Linked DNA regions of Homo sapiens: region 1 is linked to region 2. Evidence: read pairs that join two places in POLR2A ChIA-PET (ENCODE). Cell type or tissue: PC-9. All regions are shown on one strand. Links, peaks and the distances in the headings refer to the core of each region. The heading gives the core; the rest is flanking DNA. Region 1 overlaps CNTFR (ciliary neurotrophic factor receptor). Region 2 holds the start of LOC124902145 (a long non-coding RNA gene).

What was found. Peaks named below come from ENCODE experiments on the same cell type or tissue, not always from the same donor. Only the 100,000 strongest peaks of a DNase experiment are listed, where the experiment ranks them.
Region 1: POLR2A ChIA-PET joins it to region 2 with 21 read pairs; 2 of 35 experiments call an interaction of 5 or more read pairs at or near these places.

Annotation. Positions count from the first base shown.
Region 1 is chr9:34,554,725-34,562,724 of GRCh38, forward strand. CNTFR (ciliary neurotrophic factor receptor) reads right to left here. Exons shown (of 10, transcript NM_147164.3): 5 at 3,143-3,260; 6 at 2,802-2,968; 7 at 1,531-1,694. Among named protein-coding and RNA genes, the nearest start is that of CNTFR-AS1, 9.3 kb to the right of the region's middle. RefSeq lists an enhancer at 299-891. In PC-9, for the core only: a CTCF peak has its summit at 7,637 (motif pointing right); no DNase peak of the experiment used is centred there; H3K27me3 peaks cover 1,689 bases.
Region 2 is chr9:34,411,353-34,423,460 of GRCh38, forward strand. All of the region lies in intron 1 of FAM219A (family with sequence similarity 219 member A), which reads right to left. It overlaps LOC124902145 (a long non-coding RNA gene), which reads left to right and starts at 5,485. Exons shown (of 3, transcript XR_007061465.1): 1 at 5,485-5,618; 2 at 11,286-11,385. In PC-9, for the core only: no CTCF peak of the experiment used is centred there; no DNase peak of the experiment used is centred there.

The DNA of each region.
Region 1 (8,000 bases), core at 1-8,000, 140 kb after region 2:
ATCCAAATGATGTTTTTCTTTGTTCTGCCCTTCTCGCCCCCTCCCAGTCATACACCTGCCTCTCCCCAAGGTCAAGGACTGGGGAGAATAGACTCTGTTCACAGCAAAACTTCAGCTGAAAAGAACCATAAATCTAACCAACCCCAGTGCCAGTGAGTCACAGAATGGGGCTAGGATGCACTACAGGCCACGCATGTTCTCGCCACGGAGCCTGCACACTTTGCTTCTCCCACCTCAGTGTGGGGGTCAGTTTTGCGCATGGTCTCGGCATGTTAGTTGCACACACGTATGGTGTACGGTTCCCGCTGGGAGCCGCGTGCGTGTGCATGTTCCCGTGTGTGTGGTGGGCGGTGTGCCAGGTCCACTGCAAGGCGTGTGCGCCGCGACGCGCGGGGCTGCTGCCTGTAGCTCGTTAGCGGGGGAGGGGGGCTTGTGAAACTAGACCCTGGTTATTAGCAATGCATTAGGCGCGGGCAGCTGGCCAGGCGGGAGGGACTCCGGACTCTGTCAGGGAACATGTGAGTGCATGAGCAGGCTTTGTGGGGGACAGGCACCCAGGAATCGAATTACACACTTTAAAGGCCGGACTGGATAGGGGCATGAGGAGCTGGAGTTAGAGCCTGGTAGATGAGGTGGGGGTACAAGTTGACCCCCAGGAACCAGCCTGGGTTGTCCCATGGAGCACCCTCTCAACCCCACTCCTAGCCCACAGGCCTCATGGGTCACACAGAGTGCCCACGACCCTATGGGCCCAGGGCCCTCAAAGCAAGAGAACCCGAAGTCTGCCCCAGACCTCTGGCTGTTCCCCAGAGCTCTCTATTGTAGCTTGATCCAGACCATAGTCTGACCCCATACTGACCCTTGTCCACTGCTTGGTTCCCAGCCAGGCTACCTTCCGACTCACAGCCTCAAGCTGACCCCTAAGCTGGGTCTGACTTTGGAGTCCTGATGCCAGTCAGGGCCTAAACTCACATGCTGGACCAGGCTTGACCCCACTGCCTGATCCTGACCCCTTGGGCCCATCTGTGAGCCCTTGAGGACAGGCACGTTCCTGTCCCTTGGGGCCAGCACAAGCCCAGAGCCTGGGCCAGAGTGTAAAGAGGGAGATGCCTGGTCAGGGCTGAGAGCGAGGTAAGGAAAGGGAGCCTTGCCTGTCCTGCCCGCCATCTCCCTCCCCCGCCATCTCCCTCCCCTGCCATCTCCCTCCCCCGCCATCTCCCTCCCCCACCATCTCCCTCCCCCGCCATCTCCCTCCCTCACCATCTCCCTCCCTGCATTTCTCTCCACGACCCCAGGGAGCCACAGAAAGACATATGTGTTCCCGCTGCACTAACAGGGGTCACTGGGAACCCCTAAGGACACCTGCCTCAGCTCCATCCATTCTCCCAGGCCCACCTGTCCCTTTTCCCCGCAGAGAGCCTGATGCATCAGGTCTCACACTGGAGCTGCTGCCACGTGGGATATGGGTGCCACTCACTGCACATGATTCTAACTCAGGCACCCAGGATCTTGGCCGGGCAGGGCACTCACATGCTGCCACTGGTCCAGGATGAGGGGTCGGTAGCGCAGAAAGAACTTGAGAGGAAAAGACTCAGGGTCAGGCCAGGTCGAGGGGGTCTGCCACGTCACCTCCAGCCGGCGAGGGTTGCTGGGCACTGGCCGGGCTACCACATTTTCTGGAGGATCAGGCTTCACTGTTCAGGAGACATAGCTTCATTACTACACTAATCACTGGCAACAACCCACTTTGTCAACTCCAGCCACCATGTTGACCCTCTCATATTGCCAACCATTGTCATCAACATCATAGTCAGCGTGCCTCTTCTCTGTTGTCAATTCTGATAACTACCATAGACAACTATCTCATTAGTTCCAAGTCTGATATCCCCATCATCACTAATGACTGTCACTACAGTCACTGTCACCAACTCTTAATATCAACATTCCAAATTTCATCTCATCATCCCATCATCCCAACCCTATCCTCATACTGACCTGCATCCCAGTAACTAAGACAATATGATGCCTCCATAGTTACCACTGTCACCCCCACTGTCACCTGGACTACCCCCTCCTACACCAGCATCACACATTCCCCCAAGCCTGGTTTTTCACTTCAACTTTTCCAGTTCCAAACTAAGACCTGGGTCAAGGGTAAAAGACAGTCCACAGGTGTTGCAGATCTGGAGGTAGGCTGGGGATCTGATGAGCGCGCCTAAGGGCCCAGCTTATGTAGAAATACTCTGTCTAGGGATCCAGCCATGGGGTCTGGGGAGAAGACAGGGGCAGGCAGAAGGTCTGGCTGGGGCGGGGGAATAGCAGGCAGAGAGCCTGCCTGGAATAGGGCAGGGGCAGGTAGAGGGTCTGGCTGGGATGGGGGGGGTCAGGGGGAGGGCAGTATCTGTCCCAGTCCTGTCTCCTGTTCTGACACCTCATTCATCACAGTCCGTAAGGAAGCCATTAGAGTTGGGGGGGGGTGCGGTGGAGGCTGCAGCTGCACAAGGGTCTGGCCCAGCCTGCCCCCCCTTCCCCCTGCTGCATGTTCTGGGAGCCAGAAAAATGATCGAAAGAGCTGCTGGACAGGTCTCTCGGCCCTTCAGGTAAAGGACATTCACTTACACGTTCACAGGTGTATATGTCATGCATATATGTGCACATATATGTGCACTGTACATACCTGTGCAGAGGCATGTACATGCCATGTATACATGTGCATGCATGTGGACATCCCCACCAATGGCACACATCCACTTACATTCCCACTGGAGTAGGCAGCAGGTCCCCCCAACCGCCACACGTACCAATGGTGAACTCGTCAAAGGTGATAGCTGTGGCATTGTGGCCCAGGGCATTGCTGACACTTATGGAGACCTTGTACTTGATGGTGGAGAACAGGTGCATGTAGCGAATGTGGCAGCGGTTCTTGAGGGCTGGGTCCTTCTCACAGACCATAATTTTGGAGCCATGCCTGGGGAGAGGTGAGACCCAGGCACTGTTACGAACATCAAGGGTCAGGTGGGGCAGAGGTTGAGGAAAGGTCAAGCCCAAGGCAGGGCTGGGGTATGGACAGAGGGCATGGTGGTGGGATGGGGGAGAGGTCAGAGGTCAGGGCTGGACCCGGGTCACAGGCGCAGCTACTCACAGCACAGTCACATTGAAGGTGTTGGGAATGTAGGTGGGGGTGGGCAGATGCCAGCTGCAGTAGAAGCCCTTGGGGTAAGTGTTGGAGCGGCAGCTGAGCACAGGCTCCCGCGGCGGCACTGGGGGTGAGGACAGTATGGTCAGGGCATTCTTGGAGCTCCCAGTCCCCTGCACTGTATGGGGACAGGTGGGCCCCAGAGCCCCAGCTCTCCCCCCTCAACCCATCATTGATGCCAAAGTTGTGGCGGGGAGGCTGTCAGCGAGGGTCTGAGGCTTCCCAGGCCACAAGAGCCAGATGTTTAATTAAAGAAAAACAAGGGCTGTGCGGACACGGAACCCCCCCTCCACCTGCTCAATGGAGGCAGGAACCGTGGGGAGCAGGGGGCTGCGGGCCTCAACTCATCAATCACAGGATGGAGGTGATGTCTGGGGGAATCGGCCCCAGCCCCACATCTCCTGCCACTTTGTGTCCACTCCCAGAGGAAGACTGTGCTGCAGAGACGAGGGGAGTCTTGAATGGGTCCTCCGACTGCTGGAGTATCGGGTGCACTTCCTAGAGAAGAGACACCCCAGACTTCCCTCAGTAGAGACAGAGACACGAGGACAGGCCTGGTGGCTACACAGGAACAGCACTGGGCAGCTGTTTGTATGCGTATCTGTGTTTGTAGATGTCTGCATGCAGGGGTATACGTGCTACATGCATGTCTCTATGTGACATGAATGAGTGACCAGGGATCCGTAGGAGCAGCTATGCGGATGTGTGTGAATCTGCATGTCTATGTATGATTGTGTGTGTGTACAAGTGCCTGTTGAAAGGAAGCTGCTGTTCCCTTTGTGTGTACCTCACCTTAGTGCCAGCCCCCAGCATCTCCATCGCAGACCCTTTAAGAAGCCCTTTACATGGTAAGCAGCTGCCCTCACTCTGGAATAGGAAGGCCCAGAGAGGGATAAGGACCTCTCAAGGTCAGACAGTAAGCCAGAGCTAAACCCCAGGACAGGGGTAACCCTATACACACACACTTGGGAAGTCCTTTCTGCTGTCTAGCCCGCACTCTTTTTTGCTGCCGTGAGCACTTAGCCCAGCTGTCCCACCCTCAGGCATTGGGTAAGGCGTGAGGACAGGCGGCTCAGGTTCCTGGAAGGAGGCAGCTTATGTGATCTGACCCGAGCAAGGAATGTCCATCTGCGGCTCCAGGGACACTGACACCTCCCTCCTGTGCCTCCCCCCTCCCCCGCCCCCGGCCTGACAGGTGGACAGGAAATGGGAGGGGGGCAGCGCAATAAGCCAGGGACAGTGAAGGGGAGTGCATGTCTATGCTTGTAGAGTGGCCATGGTGACACAGGGGAACAGTGGGCTTCCATCCACAGTGTGCACGTGACTGTGAGTGACTCTGTGTGATTGCGTGTGCGTGTCCAGTATGTGTGATGCTGGGAGGGGCCTGGGGCAGAACCCCCAGGATCCAGATCTAGCTTTGCAGCAGAAGAGATGAGGGGGCAGAGAGGCATCAGAACTCCAGGGCACCAGGTGGAGGGTGCAATGCTGTGGGCGGAGGCAGCTCCATTCCCCAGGCCTGTCAGGGAAAGCGGGGTCCAGCTGAGACCCCACAGGGCCAACCTGCATTCTGCCTTCCACTGTGTGCCTCCCTTGGGAAGCCTTCCGGGCCCTGCGTCCATCTCATGTCGTTCCATGTTCATCCTGTGTGCCTTTAGTGTCTCTTCCCTGTCTGCCCACGGGTGCAGAACTCTGCCTGGGGGTGGGGTGGGGGGCGGCCAAGGACACAGGAAGTGCCTTCTGGGGGCCTGTTGGCCAAGCCAGAGTTGGCAGCCACCCCAGGAGGAAAGGACATTCCGAGGTCGGCCGAGAAGCCTCCACTCCCCGCTCCTGCCACCGCTGGGGGTGGGGTGGGGATCGGAGTGTGCAGAGTCCGCTCCCTGCTGCCCCGGACTCCTCGGAGGGCAGAGCGGGCCACGGCACTGTACTCACAGGCCCCCACCCCTGGCCAGCCTCCCCACTGACCAGGCTCCCCCACTCCCCGACTGTCCTCCCCCCTCAGACCGCGTCCCCTTCCAACCTCCCCCTCACGCCAGTTCCTCTCCCTGACTGGGGAGGTCATGGTGGGGTGGGGGTTGGGGGGCTGACTGGAGGCTTTGTCTGTCATCTGGCTACTCCTGCCTGGCCCTGGGCCCTGAGCAGGGAAGGGCTTGGGTTTCCTGACAGGGACCAGGTTTCTCAGAGGGAAAAGGAGGAAAGAAAAACAAAAGGAAGAAAAGGAGTGACTTGCTGCAGCTGGAGCCCAGCTGAGGGGCCGGGTGGGCGGAGGTGGGGGTGCTGTGAGATTGTAGGACAGTGTGAGATCAGGATGCCTGTTGTGAGTGTGTTGTGAGTTGGAGGAAAAGCTGTTTTTAAGACGCTGTGATTGCAAGGCTGTGTGTAACTGTGAGGCTCCATGTGTGTGGCTGTGAGACTCTGGGCAGTTGTGTAACTGTAGGATGGGAGGCTGTGTGGGACTGGATGACTGTGTTTGCACGTGACTCAGGGTGAGGCTGTTCAATCTCGAGACTGTCTCTATGTGCTAGGCTGTGTGGCCAAGGTACTCTGTTAGAGTGCCTGTAAGTGTGCCATTGTGTCTGAACACAGTGACAGCTAGAGCTCATACATGAGGCAGTGCATATGTGATGGAGCATAGTGAGGCTGAATGTATTTTGCAAACTGTGCATGTGGGAGGGTGCCCAGAATTCACAGCATGTTCACACGTATGAACTGAACACCGTGTGAGTGCATGTTAAAGAGAGTGTGTGAGCAAATGCTCTTATGCACACAGGTCACAGTATCAGGCTCTGGGCATACACGGCATCTGGGTTGCCCCTTGTGGGGGCTCTTGAGACACCCAAGTGACTGTCAGCCTGTGGCAGGGTGTCCCTGGGTCCCACGCGGGGCTGTGTGCGCGTGTGTATGTGTGCGTGTGCCCCCACTGGCCCAGGGTTTGTTTGTTTTCCTCCTAATTGGCTTGTTTTTCCATGTCCAGCCCACCAAACCGCATGTTTTTCCTCTCATCTCGCCAGCCTGCCTGGGCTGGAGCCCCCGGCACGCATGAGGCCTGCCCGCCGGCCCAGACAGGAGGAGGGGCAAGCTGCCCACACCCTAGGCCAGGCCAGATCAGGCAGGGTGGGGCAGGGTGACCCTTCCACTCCAGCCCTACCCACGCCCCACCCACACGCCGCCTCCTGCCTGGCACTCAAGGCTCAGGCCTGGCTCAGCCTTATCTCGTGGCATCCCTTGAGGCATTCCAACTTCTGGACTCCCAAATGCCCCGGCGACCTCCCACTTGTGATTTCTCCCCAGACGTCTTCTTTGACCATAGCCCTCTCCTCACTCTTTCCTTTCCAGCCAAACAGGGCTGCAGGGAAAGCAGTGCTGAACCAGGGGACCCAGAGCTTCCATCCTAACCAATCAAATAAAAGTTTTAAAAAACTGGAGAAGGAACTGTCCATTTAAAAATCATTTTAATCTCTGGTTTGTTTTAGCTTAAGATCAGAACGATACAGAATCAGCAGTGTCTTGTAAATAAAAAGATGCTACTAAAAGCAACACTGTGATCCTGCTTCCTAATGTGGGGGGTCCTTCCGTCATCCTAGGGAGGAGAGGAGTCCTTAGGGCTCTGCTCGTGAGGATCCACTTGAGAGCAAGAAGGTGGATCAGGAGAAAGCAGTTCAGGGATTAGCCTGGTTAAGGAGACTTCCAACAGAATACTGTTAAGACCAAGTTCCCTTGTAAATAGAGACAAATTGCATGTGTTTGGGATAAATATTAAATAATTTTTGGTTTGAATGACCCACAAATCAGGGGTAACTCTGTCCTGTTCTCTGAGAGCTGGCAGGAAGGATAATTTGATACTGAGTGTTGCCAAAGCCAGTCTCTTGTTACTAATATAAAGTGACTGAGACGATAATGATTAATATCCCCTGTTCCTCTGACCAGGTCTTTAGAAGGAAATAATGCAATGAGAGATAAGTACCTGAAACTAATGCTACAGCCAACTCATGGCCAGCCTTCATCTGGCAGCAGGGCCTGGAGGGCAGTGAGCACTCTATATAAAAGGTCTGGGCCCTGGTCACAACAGGGCAGCTGTGGGCATGTCCCGTGGGTATAGACTATGGACATTACTTCAAGACCCAATTCCCCTCCAACGACCTCTCAAAGAAGATCACATCATCAAGAATGGGGGTCCAGGGTCATCAAGGCCCAGCCATCACAGTCAGTCTTGTCCATCCTGAGGACTTCTGGGCCCAAACTGAGAAGACAGGGATGTGGGTGACCGGTGCCAAGTTGGGTTCATCCTTTTTCCATGGCACTCAGTAAATGGCCCTTTTCCCTCTGAAAGGGCCTGGGGCTAGGCTGAGTGCTCCACTTCTGATGGACCCCATAGTGCGCCAAGGAGAATTCTGTTAGGCTGGTCCTGCATTTCTCAAGCTGGCCAACAGGGGTCACTCCACCCATGGCTTGCAACTAAAATGTTGGGTTTTGAACGCCATCTCTTCAGTTTAGACACATTAAACAATAACCAAAAAAAAGGCCTTCCCATGGGGAAAGGTACATTCCCACCAAAATACATTTTCACACCTCTTTAAGCCCTACTGGTGGGTCAGCGTTTTTGTGGAAGACCCTGAACAACCCTTCAGCCTAACATTTTACACAGTGTTCTACACCAGTCTTCTGACAGCGAGGCAAGTGTCTGCTCCCAGATCCCTTAAACATCTGCTAGGTAGCTTCTACGGAATAAGGAGACGACTTTTGGGCAGTGGGGTGAACCATACCCAAATAAAATGAGGCCAGAGGAGCTTGAATCATTGGCTCAGGA
Region 2 (12,108 bases), core at 1,990-9,989:
GTCTGCGCAACATATTGACATATTGAGACCCTGTCTTTAAAAATAAAAAAAAAAGGGCTGGGCACGGTGGCTCACGCCTGTAATCCTAGCACTTTGGGAGGCCAAAGCGGGTGGATCACGAGGTCAGGAGATCGAGACCACAGTGAAACCCCATCTCTACTAAAAATACAAAAACTTAGCCAGGCACGGTGGTGGGCGCCTGTAGTCCTAGCTACTCGGGAGGCTGAGGCAGGAGAATGGCTAGAACCCGGGAGGCGGAGCTTGCAGTGAGCCAAGATTGCACCCCTGCACTCCAGCCTGGGCGACAGAGCGAGACTCCGTCTCAAAAAAAAAAAAAAAAAGAAAGAAAGAAAGAAAAGAAAACAGTCCCATCTTTAAGAAGTTCCCAATAATTATTAATAAAGGTAACCAAGAGCCATATAAAAGTAGAGAGAATGGGACAAAGGGAGGGTGGTCAAAGGAGACACTTGAAAAGATCTTAAAACATTAGGTCACCAATTAGTTTAAGAGTGAGGAGTAAGGACATTCAGGGAACATGTGAAAAGTCTCAGAAGCATAAAACTAGCATAGTACATTCAAGGAATAGTCGGCATTTTGCTATAGTTGAAGCTCAGAAGGTATGGAGAAAAGTTGCAGGAAATCAAGTTTGTGGAGTCAGGAGGGGGCTCAGATCATGCTGGAAGGTGGGCTTTGATTTTTTTCTTTACTCAGAAGATGACGGGGAGCCAATGAAGCCTTAAGCAGGGAGTAACATGGTCAGATTTGAGATGGAAAAGGACCCTCCGATAGCCATGTGCAAGACGCCTGGGAAGGGAGTGAGATTGGAGGTAAGGATAATTAGGAAACTACTGCAACAATGCCAGCAAGAGATAATAGGGGCCTGAACCAAGCAGCAGCAGAAGATAAAAGAACAGAAAGGAAGATGTCAAAAAACAGTAGAATTGGCAGGCTTCTGATATAAAATGTAAAACAAAGGGTCTGGACATTCCTAGTTTACTGTCTGGAGGTAATTGGGAAGAGTACTAATTATTAAGACAAGTTATTAAATGCAGAAGAAGGCACAACTGCATTGCTAAGGAAAAATCAGATGAGTTCATTTGGGAACAGGTTGAATTTTGAGGTGTCTTTTGGACACCCAGATGATACCACTAGTTGGTAGGATTTGAAGTGTGGGAGCTCAGAAAATGGGTGTGGGCTGGTGGTGATGTAAGTCACAGTGAAGAATAAAGTCTCTCAGAATGAGCGGAGTGAAAAAAAAAAAAACCAAGGGTGAAGTTCTGGGAAATATCCAACCTTAGATAATGAATGGAGGAAGGAGACTGGGTAGGAACAGAGAGGAATAAGAGTAGAACTAGGAACCATTCAAGTAGAGTTTCAAGGTGGAAGAAATCAACAGTGTCAAATAAGCAGGTGGGTCCATAAGATAAAGACAAAATTTAGAAATAAGAAAGTCATAGGTAGTCTCAGTGAACACAATTTTAGCTGAAGAGTAGAAACAGAGCCCAGATGACAAGGGATTTAGGAGAGAATAGGAGATGAAGAAGCAGACAGAGTGACCACAGGCCGTTCTTTAAAAGAGCAAGACTGAGAAGGGAAGGAATGAGAATGGGTGGCAGCCAGAGAGAGCTTTAGAGTTCTAGAATTCCTTTAGAGCTAGGGAATACCAGACCTGTCCTAGACTGAGGGGAAGGAAGCTGTGTAGAAAAGGAGATGTTTGAGGGGGCATGGTCTTTGAGGAATCATGAGCAGATGGAGCCAGAACTTTGGACCATGGGAGGGAGTCTCCTTAACAAAACAGAAGGGAGGTAAGGAAGGTGAGGTGAGGAGAGGAAAGGAGGAAGGGAGGTGGGGGAATCAGATAACATGGAGGCAGAAAGGGGGTGGAAAGTTAGGGGAGTTCCTTCCTAAAAAAAACTCATTAGTAAAAGGAAAAAGGTGAACACTAAGGGGTTGGGAAAAAGAGGAATATTTGGTAGTTGGCCAGAGTGGAAGGAGATCAGACTGGCTGGGCTCTCAGCTACAATCCTCATCTGTCACCCAGCCATGATCCAGTCCCGAGGATGAAAGGCGCTCTCCGTGGTGCTGAACAATCTTGCCATTGTCTTGTGGCCTGAACATGATAATCCAGGGCAGAGACATGATTCAATATCAGCCTTCCCAAGAAGAGGTGACCTCTGTTCTCACCTCCAAGTACTAATTCTTAGGAAGATGAAAATGGAAATGGATTTAGAGTGACGTATGAAGAAGCAAAGCGCTCATACCAATACTATCTAACCCTTCTTCACAGAACACAGAAGAATTTTCCTTTAGTTTTAAGGCTAATTGGGGGAGGCAGTTCTGAGTTGGAGAATGCTGGAAGGCTACTTCTGGAATAAAGTCGTGCCTGTACCTGTTTATTTTCCCTGGATAATAGCAGGAGGCAGGATAGACAGAAAAGCAGAAAGCAGAAATCAGGGCCAGGAAGGATAGTGCTGATAAGAAATGGGAAGTCAGGGAAGGTGTGTGGCTCAGGCCACTCTCTGACAAGTGGGCACAGTAAAATAGAGCATCAAAGACCAGCTCTGTTCCTTATCACAAATTTATCCATTGGTCAGCTGAGAAACTTGGGGCTGTGGTCTTCCTGTTCAGGGCTATTCCATTCCAAAACATCTCATGGCAGTGTGTAGAAATAAGCATGTTTAGGTATCAACTTTTAGAGGGAGACCCAGCAAGTATAACTTAACTTCACTAAGTCCTCATGGTTGGGTAGAAATCTTGCCTCTGGTCCAAGAATAGTTAGTAGCAATCTATGCATTAGTTAGATGGCTCTATTTCCCTGCAGAGGGCTGTCCATTCAGCCTAAAGCATTCCCATCTTCTCTGACTCCACACCTCAACATATGAGTTATCTGGCCAATGACAGCTCTTACTCTGCAGTATGACCTGAAGTCACACCTCAACACATTGGCCATTTCTGAATCCCACTGTTGGGTAGCTCCTGTTTTTGTTCCCCATCTCCCTTTCTCCAAGTTTTCTCCAGGCACTGCCTGCAGAGCCAGGCAATTGGCCAGGACTTATGTCCTTTTGGGACATATTAAGATCCTTAGGGGATAGGTGCAGCAAACCACCATGGCACATGTATACCTATGTAACAAACCTGCACGTTCTGCACATGTATCCCAGAACTTAAAATAAAATAAAATAAAATAAAACAAAATAAAAAGGTCCTTAGGGATCCCACTTACAGGGAAAGACAAAGACTTCTTATAGGGATAAGGTCTTTGTGGGAGATCTGGAAGAGAATCAGGGAAACATAACGGAGAGGATCTCTCCAAGTGTTATTGGGTCTTACAAATGGGGGAGAACAGAAAGTCTGAAGAGAAAGTTTGTGAAGCCTACATTTAGGAGAGAAGGCAGAGAATCCTGGCTGGCCCAGGGAGTCTTCTCTTATCAGTCTAAATCTCCCAAATCTTCTAAGTTTTTCTCTAAAAGAAGACCCATTTCAAATAAAGTCAACACACTGAGTGTCCACTCTCCAGCTCTGGACTATGAGCTGGCAGTAGAATGCAGAAGAGGAAAGCATCTTTTCTCTTTCTTTTCTTTGTTTCCTTCTTTGTCATTTTTTCTTTTAGTTTTTTAGAGACAGGGTCTCACTCTGTCATCCAAGCTGGAGTGCAGTGGTGCTGTCACAGCTCACTGTAACCTTGACCTCCTGGGCTCAAGTGACCTCCTGCCTTAGCCCCCTGAGTAACTAGGTCTATAAGCACACATAGCCACTATGCCTGGCTAAATTTTTTTTTTTTTTTAGAGAGGGGGTCTCACTATGATGCCCCAGTTGGGAAAACACTCTTTCTTTCCACACACCACACTTCTGCAGAGCATTTGCATTTTGGGGTATGGTCAAGTTCACCAAAAAGAAATGGGAAGGATTATCACACTCGGGCTAGAGTTTGGGAGCTCCAACTGGTCTTGGGAGTAGCTGAGGATTTTCTGACTGCTTAAACAGCTGCTAGTATAGAATTCATTACTAAAAGTAAGCACCGCCAAGCCTTAGTATCTTTAATGGTATCTGTCACTGGGACAACCAAAATGGTGGAGGGTGCTACTGCCCCCAGGCCTAGTAACAACTGTAGCTATGAAAAGTTTTATAGATTTTTCTACTATAAAGTAATACATGCTAAAATTTTAACAAATCACCTTTAGTTTCACCACCTTGAGAAAAACACTTGATAATGTTCTACGGTATGTGAGTCTTTTGCGTATACTACAGCAGCAAAACTCTGGGGCTTCCCTTCCTTCTTTGGGAGTTGGTGCTGTTCCCATCTTCATGGTCATAGGAGTGAGCCTCTAGGAACTATGCTGGTTCTATGTGATTCCACCCAATTGGATAAATGCCTGGATGAGGCAGAGCAAATTAGTCTCCCCCAGAATCGGGAAGTGGGACTTAAATGGAGATGTAAAGTTCAAGACTGTGGATTAGGTAACAGAGAGAGCCATTGGGGAGGGAAACAAGAATACAGCTGATGTTCAGAAAGAAGTAAACACAAGAGATGGTGAGAGTGCTCCCTAGGTTTCAGTCTCTGGTTCTAGAGCCTGCCTTACCCATCCAAAGCTTGACTTCATGCTGTGCTTAGGCATTATAAGAAACCCAGCCTAGGCAAGATAGCAAGAAGGTGACTCTCCAAAAAGACAAAAAATTAGCCAGGTGTGGTGGCACACACCTGTAGCCCCAGCTACTCGGAAGGCTGAGTGGGAGGATTGCCTGAGCCCAGGAGGTTGAGGCTGGAGTGAGCTATGATTGTGCCACTGCATTCTAGCCTGAGTGACAGAGTGAGATCCTGAGAAGAAAGAGAAAAGAAAGAAAGAAAGAAAGAAAGAAAGAAAGAAAGAAAGAAAGAAAGAAAGAAAGAAAGAAAGAAAGAAAGAAAGGGGGAGGGAGGGAGGGAAGGAAGGAAGGAAGGAAGGAAGGAAGGAAGGAACGAAGGAAGGAAGGAAGGAAGGAAGCGGAGAGAAAAGAAAGAAACCCTAGTGTCTTCATAGTCTGTTCTCTTTCTTAGCTTCAGTTGGGTTTTTTATTTTGTTACTGTAATCAGAGAGTAGCAACTAATACATGTGCATAGAACAACATTTAAAGAACATAGTATATTTTGTGGCTGGGCCCTGTGGTTCACGCCTGTAATCCCAGCACTTTGGGAGGCCGAAGCAGGAGGATCACTTGAGGCCAGGAGTTCGAGACCAGCCTGGCCAACATGGCAAAACCCCTTCTCTACTAAAAAATATAAAAATTAGCTGGGTGTGGTGGGGTGCTGAGGCATGAGAATTACTTGAACCTGGGAGGTAGAGGTTGCAGTGAGCCAAGATCATGCCACTGGACTTCAGCCTGGGCAACAAAGTGAGACTCTGTCTCAAAAAAAAAAAAGTATGATTTTTTTATTTCTGTATTTTTAAAATTAGTATCAGAACATAATCAGCTCTCCATTTTTTTTTTTTTTTTTTTTTTAAATAGAGGCAGGGTCTTTCTTGTTGCTCAGGATGGAGTGCAGCGGCTATTCACAGGCACAATCATAGCTTACTACAGCCTTGAACTCCTGGACTCAAGTGATCCTACTACTTCAGCTTCCCGTGTATCTGGGATTACAGGTACATGTCACTGCACCTAGCTTTATCTTCTCCTTCTTCCTTCTTCCTTCTTCCCTCTTCCCTCCTCCTTCTTCCCCTTCCCTTTCCCCTTCCCCTTCTCCTTCTTCTTCTTTTTGGAGTCAGAGTCTCGCTCTGGTGCCCAGGCTGGTTGCCCAGGCTGGAGTGCAGTGGTGTGATCTCGGCTCACTGCCTCAGCCTCCTGAGTACCTGGGATTACAGGCATGCACAACCATATCTGGCTAATTTTTGTATTTTTAGTAGAGACAGGATTTTGCCATGTTGGCCAAGCTGGTCTCGAACTCCTGGCCTCAAGTGATCCTCCTGCCTCGGCCTCCCAAAGTGCTGGGATTACAGGTGTGAGCCACCATTCCCAGCCCCTAGCTTTATATTCTTACATAGTTTTTGTAACTATCAGTTTAATGGCTGCATAATACCTATAGAGAGGATGTAGAGTAACTTTGTAACCATTCATTTATTTTTGACATTCAGGTTGTTTGCAACTTTTCACTATTATAGATAATGCTACACTGAAATCCACATATATTTACATTTAGGATCATTTCCTAAATAAAGTAGATTACTCAGTAAAAAACATGAGTGCTTTTAAGTTTCTTGATAGATATTGCCAAAATGCTTTCCCAAAGGATTGTTCCAATTTACAATGCCTCCTGTCATGACTGAGAGTATAGCTGGTTTTTAATGCTTTATTTTTCACTGTGTGCCAGGGAATTTCAGGTCATCACATTTACCCATTATCTTCCATGAGAGCTCTGTTCCAGTCCTCATTTACCTGGTTCCCTCTGGGAAATCTTCTTTCATAGAACAGAATTTCCTCTGGGCATCACCTGCCAGACAAAATACTCCTGACTTGAGGCCACCAATTAAGAACAAAAGGAGGGAAGACTCTTACACTGAAGACTGGGAAGGGCTTTAAGTGGAGCACTGGCACTGCCTGGCAACTGGGCACTGTGCTTTAGCCAGTCCTCACCTGTGCCAGCATGTCAGCTGTAGGAACCGTGACGGTAATTGCGGAGCCAGAAAGCAAATCTCACAGAGTGTGTCCCTTGCTTTTAGATGTGGGGTGGGAGAATTAACCAAAATGGCTTTGGAGTTACCCCAGCTAGGGCAGCAGCTCCTATTACCCTACCTATTATTTAGTTTTCAGAAATAGCTACTCAGGAACAGGGAGAGAAAAGGATGGTGAAAGTATGAAGCTGGTAGTGAGATGGTAAAAAAAAAAAAAAAGGATTTGTTTTTGAAATGAAGAGACAGGGGGCCAAAGAATGTTTTAAAAGATGATTTAGAATCCTGCTCTGCTTCTTCATGGTTAGGACAAGACTGATGTCTTAGACTGATGTTCTGCTATTCATTCCTATTACCACTCACCAGAAAACCCTGTCATAAAAAATTCTTCATTTGGGAGATAGGATAAATACCTCAACTCAGGGATAATCACTGTAGCTATGGCTTGGGGGAAGCCTGTGCATAAGGGCCTAAGGGCCAAGCCTCATGACCCAGGAGGTAGACACCAGAATCATAAGTGGAGAAGGCTTACTTCCTTCTGGGAGGACTGGCTTGGCCTACTCCTGGCCCTCATCCCCTTAGCCAGATGTTGAGGATGCTCCTGCCTTACATTTGGACCAGTTTAAGACATTGGTCTTGGCCTATGTCAAGTCTTGTGACCTACAAGGTCTTTGAACCCCACATCACCCTCGCCTCCCCCATTTCAATCTCTTTAGGGAAAGATCATCTAATTTAATGGAGAAAGGAGTTAAGGTACAAAGTTCTTTAAAAATAGATCTACAATGGTTAAAATTGGCCAGATGCAGTGGCTCATGCCTGTAATCCCAGCACTTTGGGAGGCCGAGGTGGGTGGATCACTTGAGGCCAGGAGTTTGAGACCAGCCTGGACAACACAGCGAAACCCTGTCTCTACTGAAAACACACACAAAAAATTAGCCAGGTGTAGTGTTGCACACCTGTTACCCCAACTACTCAGGAGGCTGAGGTAGGAGAATCTATTGAACCTGGGAGGCAGAGGTTGCAGTGAGCCAAGATTGCACCACTGCACTCCAACTTGGGTGATAGAGCAAGACTCTGTCTCAAACAAACAAACAAACAAACAAACAAACAAAGCCCCATGATGGTTAAAATGGTAACTTTTATGTTATGCATATTCTAATACAATTTTTTTTTAAAAAAATTGAGAAGCAGGACCTAGGCAGCAAAATAAGAAGGTGTGTGGTGGGCAGTGGGGAGGAGGCAGTCCCTTCCCTTTTCATATTCAGATTCAGACAACACAGACTTTTGGGGATGAGGCCTTTCATAGGAGAGGGAAAATTATTCTAAGACCAGGGGAGTTGGACGGGGCTGGGGATTTGGGGTTGGGTTTCTGGGGGCTTTCTACTTGAGGTGCCCCTTAGACAGGGCCCAGAGGACAGGAAGATGGCAAGGTTGTTCAAGGTTAACAGCGCTTTAGGGAGCACAGTCCAGAGGATCTTTCAGTTTCCTTCTAGAATGTGGATTCCAGTTCTTCAAGATAAGGGAGGAGGCATAGACACTGAGGAGAATACTGCCCAGGAATCAGTACAAGACATGTGGTTGGAGACTCCTTGAGAGCCCCACACCTGGTAGGAAGCAGAAGCAGGAGAAATGCCAGCAGACACTGACATTTGTCTGGGCCAGATTGACGTGTGGATTCTTGTCTGAATCTTGGCCCCAAATCTCACTTAAGGCTTTTTAGTAAGCTTCAATTACTCAAGGAACTGAGCCTGGCCTGCACTGGTTCATAAATCTTTGGGGCTCCTTGATTTGCAGGAAAGCAAAGTAATTGGCAGAGTCTATGGGATTTCTTCCCTCTGGCCTTGGAAGAATAAGGACCAACTTGTCTGCAATGGACAATGGACTTGGAGGGCTAGTATCAAATAGCTTTTCCTCTCTGTGGCATTTCCTGTCGCTGCCCTTCCTCTCCTTTTTAGCTTGTTCTAAGTCTCTAACCCCCATTATGCCTGGCAGGCACTACTCTTTGCCCACAAAGATAATTTGCAGCTCTAAAGCTCAGCTCTCTAGCCAGAGCAGTCTCCTAGTCTTTCCTTTTTGTCATCCCAATAATTAAACATTGGTGAACTTGCCACTTGTTCAGAACTTTGATAATCACTGAACCCCAACAAGGGGGAGGGCACAATGTACACTGGGGAGGGAAAAACACCAAGCCCTGGTTCTTGCCAAGAAGAATTTAAAAGTGCAGAGATGACAGGCACACAGATCAGCCTATTTAAGGAAGAGAGAGGAACAGCAGAGGCAGGAATGCATGGAGGGTGGTAGGAGCACAGAGGAGAGCGATAATGGTAGCGATATTATCTTCTCTGACATACAAGATTGGGCCTGGGCAGGAGCCAGGTTAAAGTGGAGACCTGGCTATTGGTCACTGGGTACTTTGGCAGAGGGTTTAAAGCAACTACTGGTGAAGCTCTGCCCTGGGGGCTAGGACTCTACTTTTCGTTGCTGCTGATGTAGTTCCTACCCTGCCACAGGGCACTCACTTACTCCCCACCTCATTTTGGGGGGTCATTTGCAGCAGGACCTTTTCCTTTACCATTGAGATAAACAGATAACCCAAAGGAAGGGTCAAGAGGCTCTAGGTGGGTGGCTGGAAAGGGTTTTTATTAAGAAGGCAATCAGGGACTGAGAGTCCTGTCCTAAGAGTGCTTAAGAAAGAGAAAGACCAGGCGTGGTGGCTCATGAGCCTGTAATCTCAGCACTTCAGGAGGCTGAGGTGGGAGGATTGCTTGAGCCCAGGAGTTCAAGACGAGTCTGGGCAACAAAGTGAGACCCCATCTCTACAAAAAAGAAAAAAAAACTTAGCCGGGTGTGGTAGCATGTGCTTGTGGACCCAGCTACTTGGGAACCTGAGGCAGGAGGATCACTTGAGCCTGAGAAGTTGAGGCTGCAGTGAGCTGTGATCACACCACTGCACTCCAGCCTGGGTGACAGAGTGAAACTCGTGTGTGTGTGTGTGTGTATGTGTGTGTGTGTGTGTGAGAGAGAGAGAGAGAGAGAGAGAGAGAGAGAGAGAATGGCTCTGCTGAAACAAATTTTGCTGCATCCAGCCAAGCCTAGGGCCTGCAGTCACTCTCACAAGGCCTGTTCCGTGCAGCAGGGAGGTCAGGGCTGAGGGGCCCATAGAGGCCTGGGGGCCAGCCTGGGGTCAAGCAGGTCAGAGAGGGGAAGGGGAGGGTTAACCCTACTTATGAACTCCCATCTGAGTCTCCCAAGAGAAGAAAGTTCATGTGTGTGTGTTATAGGGGTGTGTGTGTGCCAGCTGGGGGTACAGAGGTAAGGAGGGGAGATTGTAGAGTAACACCAACTCAGGGTGTGTTTTTAGGGGTGAGGCTAGCCAGTTGCTGGTTATGCATCTCCATGGAAAACAATACTCAACTGCTAAGCTAGATGGTCCTAGGATACTTGCAGGAACGTCTCTGCAGGCTCAGGGCAGTAGAGAGCCTTTGCCTGCCCACCTGTCACTCCCTGGCTGGTGCAGTGACACTTACCGGCTAACTCATACTCAAGGCATCAATAGGAAGGGGTACCACCTCGTACTCCAGGCATCAATAGGAAAGGCCGCTGAAACAGCAAATGACCAACATTTCCCAAAGAGCCCCCTACAGCTCTACAACCCACATCTCTGAGGACACTTCCTCTTCTCTGAGTACACCCCCCTGCCACAGCCTCCCCCACCCCCATACAACCTCTACCTCTTCTAGACAGCTGACACACCTGCACTGTCTCAACCCTCCACCCCTGCTGAACCCATCTGTGCCCCTAGGACAGTGTTTCTTCATATATTAATGTGCATAGAAATCATCTGGGCATATTATTTAAATGCAGATTCTGATTCAGTAGGTCTGGAACCTGAATTGTCAGCATTTCATATTAGCTCCCAGGTGGTACCAATGCTGTTAATACAGCGACCACACTTGGAATAGTGTGGCTCTAGGCCAGCCTCTCTACGCCCACACCATCCCCAGACAGCCTCTCAAAGAGCCCTCCACCCTGACCTTAACCTGGTTACATTCCTAGTGGCAAGAGGGAACAATAGTCTGGGAAGAGAGGAGAGAAGAGGAGGGACTTCTCAAAGCTCACGTTGGGGAGGCAGCTCTACTAAGAACTCTGGCTGGATCCAGGCAGGGAGTTGTTCGGAACAATTTAGCCCAGGTGTAGTTCTTCCAAAACTCATCCAGTCATTTAGTTAATGTTGCTTAAATACCTGCCAGAGGTACGGCCATGGTGCTAAGTGCTTTATCTATATTATTTCATTGAATCCTCCCCAAAACCAAGTAAGGCAAATATCATTTTCATTTTAAAATTGAAGAACTAGGTTGCATAAAGTAATATGTCCAAAGTCACACCTGGTAGGCAATTTGAATCTAATTTCCTCATCTCTCTTACCCCAGCCCCTTCTCAGAGACTTAGATAAAGTCATGAGATTAACAACGTACCAGAACTTACACCTCTGTGGGACTGTTGTCTTGCAAAGCAGTCACTTGGAAGGCTGGTACCTAGTTCAATCATGTCTCTGGAGCTCAACACAAACTTGTAGCCCCTCTTTAGAAAATAGCATGGATGCTTTCTGATCACAAGCTTCCTGCTCAATTGAGTTCTCCACAGGAAGGAAATATTGGAGCCACTGAAGCAGTCGATAGCTCAAGATGGAGAGAGAGACTGGCAGGAAGCAACAAGAAAGAAAATGCGTTGGAAACTGAGAATGGTGAGCCCAGGAGACAAAAGAAGAGGGCAGTGCAAGAAAAGGAGATGAAAGGGGCCTTAGCCACCAAATTCAGTTCTGGTCCTACATTTTAAGGGCATCTATATTCTAGGCACTGTGCTGGGTTCTGGACATATAAAAATAATATGGGCTGGGCGCGGTGGCTCACACCTGTAATCCCAGCACTTTGGAAGGCCGAAGTGGAAGGATTGCTTGAGCCCAGGAGTTTGAGACCAGCCTGGGCAACATAGTAGGACTCCATTTCTACAGAAAAATTAAAGAAAATTAGCCCGGCATGGTGGCACGTGTCTGTAGTCCTAGCTACTCAGAAGGCTGAGGTGGGAGGATCACTTGAGCCTGGGAGGTTGAGGCTGTAGTGAGCCATGATTGCACAGAGCGACAGAGTGAGACCCCTTCTTCTAAATAATAATAACAATAATAAGGCCCCTGCCCATGAAGAGCTCATAAGCCAGTGAGTGAAGCAAGTGAATAAGCAGATAATTTTAATCATATGCTGAGTGCTATGACAGAGGTTTGTATGTGTACAGGACAGAGGCAACTATCCCACTCTGGGGAATTAGGGAGGACTTCTCCAAAGAAAACTGATGGAGGAAGCAAGAATAGGAAGTATTAGTGAACCAGATGAGGAAAGGAGTGGCAAACAAAAAGAAAAAAGAAGAGAAAGGACTGGTGGGAAAGATGCACATGACTATAGAGCAGGCAAAA